Regions from separate parts of the Homo sapiens genome. Here region 1 is linked to region 2. A link is an interaction called in ENCODE POLR2A ChIA-PET data of the cell type or tissue named here. Cell type or tissue: K562. All regions are shown on one strand. Region 1 overlaps RPGRIP1 (RPGR interacting protein 1). Region 2 overlaps HNRNPC (heterogeneous nuclear ribonucleoprotein C).

Region 1 (2,500 bases), 55 kb before region 2:
TTGGTAGTAGTAAAATGCCAGCAGCAGAAACTACTCCAAAATGTAAACAAGGACCTGTATGACTTCACAAGTGCTCTTTCCCCTAGTTCTCATGTTCAGTAGCAGCAGTGAAGGGAGATGATACAGCCACTAATGGCTGTTTGCTCTTCCACAGATCTTTTCAAGTCCTCATCTGAAAAAGATTCTAAATTTTATGAGCTGCAAAGAGTGGAAGAAATGGGTGGAGCTCATGAAGTTCTCTACGCTCTGCCTTCTCACAGTTTTCCAAAAAGTGTCCTCAAGCAGGGCACAGTGGCACGTGCCTGTAATCCCAGCACTTTGGGAGGCTGAGTTGGGCGGATCACCAGAGGTCAGGAGTTCGAGACCAGCCTGGCCAAAATGGCGAAACCCTGTCTCTACTAAAAATACAAAAAATTAGCCGGCTGTGGTGGCAAGCACCTGTAATCCCAGCTACTCGGGAGGCTGAGGAAGGAGAATTGCTTAAACCTGGGAGGCAAAGACTGTAGTGAGCCGAGATCGCGCCATTGCACTCCAGCCTGGGAAACAAGAGCAAAACTCCATCTCAAAAAAAAAAAAAAAAAAAAAGAGTGGGCCGGGCGCGGTGGCTTACGCCTGTAATCCCAGCACTTTGGGAGGCCGAGGTGGGCGGATCACGAGGTCAGGAGATCGAGACCATCCTGGCTAACACGGTGAAACCCCGTCTCTACTAAAAATACAAAAAAATTAACCGGGCGAGGTGGCGGGTGCCTGTAGTCCCAGCTACTCGGAAGGCTGAGGCAGGAGAACGGCGTGAACCCCAGGGGGCGGAGCCTGCAGTGAGCCGAGATCGCGCCACTGCACTCCAGCCTGGGCGACAGCGAGACTCTGTCTCAAAAAAAAAAAGAGTGTCCTCAGTCAGGACAAAATATTATTTAGTTAGTTTTCTAATCTCATCATCTTCCCTAGAGATATTTGCCAGAGATCTCTCTGCAGAGTGGACTAGTTTGTTTAAAGAGGCTCTTACCTCGATCTGAGTGTTCTCTTGCAATACAGCTGGGTGAGTGGCTGGTTCAGATTGCCTGTCAGGAGGTTGGGAAATTGTGGCTGCATTTTGGAGGAGCTCTACTTCCTGTTTATGCTTCTGAAGTATGTTGGTGACTTCAAGCTTCAGATCCTCATTTTGGGCTGGGGAAAAATAATCCAGAAATGTGAAATTCTGTAGTTATTTATCACCATGGTCAGAGTTGGATCAAGTGTGAATTTAATCTTCCCACTAAGGTTTAATTAATGTTATAAATTTGAGAAGCAATTCTCTATTATTTCTACAGAGGAGGACTCTAGCTTATTGACTCAGTAAACTGAGGTGATACTACTTGCACTCCGAAAACAAAAGACACCTGCAGAATGGTAGAGTGGAAAGTGGAATAACAATAACAACACAAAACAGAAAGGGAATCACTTGACTAGGGTAATCCAAACTTTTTGACAGCAGCATCGAAACCAGTATCTCACCAACTCCACCCCCACTCCATTCTGACTTCTAGGTTACTAGCTCTCTGTGGCACCCATCTTCACACCCACCCTGGCCTGGATGGAGGATGGGCATTTCTGTGTTCCAATGTGTGTGTGTGTGTTTTTCTCTTTAGACAGTCTTACTCCATCACTCAGGATGGAGTGCAGTGGTGCGATCTTGGCTCCCTGCAACCTATGCCTCCAGGGTTCAACGATTCTTGTGCCTCAGCCTCCTGAGTAGCTGGTATTACAGGCGCACGACACTACGACTGGCTAATTTTCGTGTTTTTAGTAAAGATGGGGTTTCACCATGTTGGCCAGGCTGGTCTGAAACTCCTGGCCTCATGTGATCTGCTGGCCTCGGCCTCCCAATGTGCTGGGATTACAGGCATGAGCCACCACACCAGGCTGTGTGTGTGTTTTTCAGGGAATAAAGGTAATCGGTGTTTAGTGAGCAGATCATTTCCATCATGCATTAGAGAAGGGATTAAATTAGATTGCCCTGAAGGTCCTTACAAGACTTCATTTGTGCTTCAAACATACTAATTGGCATGTGCTCCTAAACATGGTTCTTGCCTCTATTTTTCTTGATTTCACACATTTCTTTTCCTTCCGTTCCCTATTTGAATACACTAAAACTTGATGAGATATAAATTTGATAAAACTAAATATTAAGGTCCAGGCTAGGAAAAAGTAGTAAGATGAAGGTCTTTTTGACAGTATTTAAAAATGTTCCAAATACCTATCTCCTGAGATCCAAGAGTTAAGACGGGGGTGAACTGGCAGTGGTAACCAAGAATAGTAATTTGCTACTCAATTTCAAGAATTGGATGGCAAAAAAAAAAAAAAGTATTCCAGTTACCTCTAAAATGATGAGAAGGATAAAAGACAAAGAAATTCACTTTCAATACTTTCAGCCAGGTGTAGTGGCTTTCACCTGTAATCCCAGCACTTTGGGAGGCTGAGGCGGGTGGATCACTTGAGGTTAGTTTCAGACCAGCCTGGCCAA
Region 2 (2,500 bases):
TGCAGTGAGCCATCGCACCACTGCACTCCAGCCTGGGCGACAGAGTGAGACCCCATCTCAAAAAAATGATAATAATTGATTCTAAACTGGGGAATAGAGAGATTCCCAATTTAAAATCTTCACAGTGGTTCTCAAACGTTAGCCAACACCAGAATCAATAGGGCTAGTTAAAACAGATTGCTATGATCTCTACCACAAGGGTTTCTAATTAAGTAAGTCTGGGGTGGGCCCTGAGAGTTTGCACTTCTAGTAAGTTCCAGGTGATGATGCTCATGCATCACTCATTCTGAGAGGTGCCCCTTTAGAAGAAGGGATCCAAACCTCAGGCAGGTTTTGACAAAGAATAACCTAGAGATACTTTTTTTCTAAAACTATCTCTGAGCTTTAGGTAAGGATACTTTTTTTCTTTGAGAGCCTCACACTGTCACCCAGATTAGAGTGCAGTAGTGTCATCTCAGCTCACTGCACCCTCTGCCTCCCGGGCTCAAGGGGTGCCCTCAGCCTGCTGAGTAGTGCTGCTAATTTTTTGTATTTTTGGTAGAGGCAGGGTTTCGCCATGTTGCCAGGCTGGCCTTGAATTCCTGAGCTCAGGTGATCCACCCGCCCCAAGCCTCCCAGAGTGCTGGGATTACAGGTGTGAGCCACGCCGCCTGGCCTCAAGGAATATTCTTGATTGAAAATGGTGCTAAAGTTGGTCTTTTTATGAGTGGTAGCTCTTCAGTTTAACATAAATAACATCTTGGGAGATACTGAGCTTTTTGATATTGAAAGATAGAATTGGTTTCTTTTCACATTTTTCTTTATTTTTAAGCTTATGTCTTGTGGCACCTGTACAAAGGACTTGGTTGTGGTTGAGCTATAAAGTTATGTATCTTGAAAATTGATTACCAGGTTTGGGCTGTGGCTCCAAATAAGAAAATGAAATGTTTCACCATAACTGTATTTCATAAACAGGAAAAGAACATTCAGATGTATATTTCTTACAATTCTTCACAAACTTTTTCCGCAATTTGTACATTCATACAGTTTTCACACATCAAATGTAAAAATTAACTGTCATTCCTACACTGTTCTTTTTAAAAATGTATGGTACTTGTTGCTGCTGTAGTCATTCATGTATAGTTGGCTCAAGGAACACTTCTAAAAGCTCAATTAAAAATTTTTTTTTTGAGACAGGGTCTCTCTCTGGCCTGGCTGAAGTGCAGTGGCGTGATCAGAGCTCACTGCAGCCTCGAACTCCTGGGCTCAAGTGATCCTCGCTCCTCAGACTGCTAAGTAGCTGGGATTTCAGGCTACCACACCCTGCTAATGTTTTTTGTTTTTAATAAAGTCTCGTCATGTTTCCCAGGCTGGTCTCAAACTACTGAGCTCAAGCCGTGCTCTACCCTGGCCTCCCAAAGTGTTGGGATTACAGGTGTGAGCCACCACACTTGGCCTTAAAATATTTTAATTTCCTCAAATTTACAAAGGAGAATAAGACCTCATGGCTAAATTGAACAGTGAGTGCAGCTAGTTCATTGTTTGCACAAGGAACTACAGTCTAATTGCAGTTCCTATTTTAGCTGATGAAACAACCAGTTTGTCATGGAAATTATTTTAGTGTGGTATTATGTACCAGATTTTTAGAATCCATAACTTGAAATTAGCTTTACACGCTACATAGTAAATAGTGGACTACAGAAACAAAAGTATTAACATAAGGACCTTAATTTTTTTCACCTATTTTATGACCTTAAATATTCAGTATTTTTTTAATTCCATCTGTATTTTCGTTTTGTCAGTGAGTGGAATAATGTGCTCCTTATTTAAAACATCTTTTCCCCTAACAGTAGAACCTATTAGGTCTTGTGGTTTGATCACTCACTGGTTTTGAGAATAGATGAGTCATCTCTAGTATAGATCTTCATGGTAGGCCATTCACCTTCAGTCTATTACTCATAGCAAAAACTCCACGGACTTTTTTAAGTTTAAAACCCATGAATCTGCTTAGGTTTTATAATCTCAGTATTTGACATTTGCTCACTATTTCATCTCTATTTGTTGGCCCGGTTTTTCTGTATTTTCTTTGCCCAAACTGCTCATTATCAAGATGAACATTTGGGATATACTCTTTTTGAGACCCTCAAGGGCATATTGACATGAATTTAGTTAATTTTAGTCATCTATTGATGTTGAAGAATTGTGAAGACAGTCACTGGTAGAGGTGATTCTATGGAGGCTATCCCATCCCAGTGGAATGTTAATGCTTTACCAAAATGTGTTAGCTGCAGTAGACAGATGTTTCTGTCTTGGGGGTTTAGGGCACAACATTTCTGAGGAACTCTGACTCAATCTGTCCCTTCTCCTTTCACAGGGCAGCAAGGCGAACCCCATCCCTACTCACTGGAGCTCAGCTTTGATTTTTAACCTCCCTTCCCCACCCTTCCAGAACACACACATTCCATTCCAAAACTGATTTTATAAAGACATTTTAAACATAATGATGCAACTTGGTGTGCAC

What was found. Peaks named below come from ENCODE experiments on the same cell type or tissue, not always from the same donor. Only the 100,000 strongest peaks of a DNase experiment are listed, where the experiment ranks them.
Region 1: POLR2A ChIA-PET joins it to region 2 with 7 read pairs; 19 of 35 experiments call an interaction of 5 or more read pairs at or near these places.

What each region holds. Positions count from the first base shown.
Region 1 is chr14:21,318,681-21,321,180 of GRCh38, reverse strand. RPGRIP1 (RPGR interacting protein 1) reads right to left here. Exons shown (of 25, transcript NM_020366.4): 12 at 1,004-1,164. Among named protein-coding and RNA genes, the nearest start is that of RPGRIP1, 40 kb to the right of the region's middle. In K562, no CTCF peak of the experiment used is centred here; a DNase peak (open chromatin) is centred at 1,050; H3K4me3 peaks cover 582 bases.
Region 2 is chr14:21,263,683-21,266,182 of GRCh38, reverse strand. The region is part of intron 1 of HNRNPC (heterogeneous nuclear ribonucleoprotein C); the gene reads left to right. Among named protein-coding and RNA genes, the nearest start is that of HNRNPC, 4.5 kb to the left of the region's middle. In K562, no CTCF peak of the experiment used is centred here; no DNase peak of the experiment used is centred here; H3K4me3 peaks cover 1,465 bases.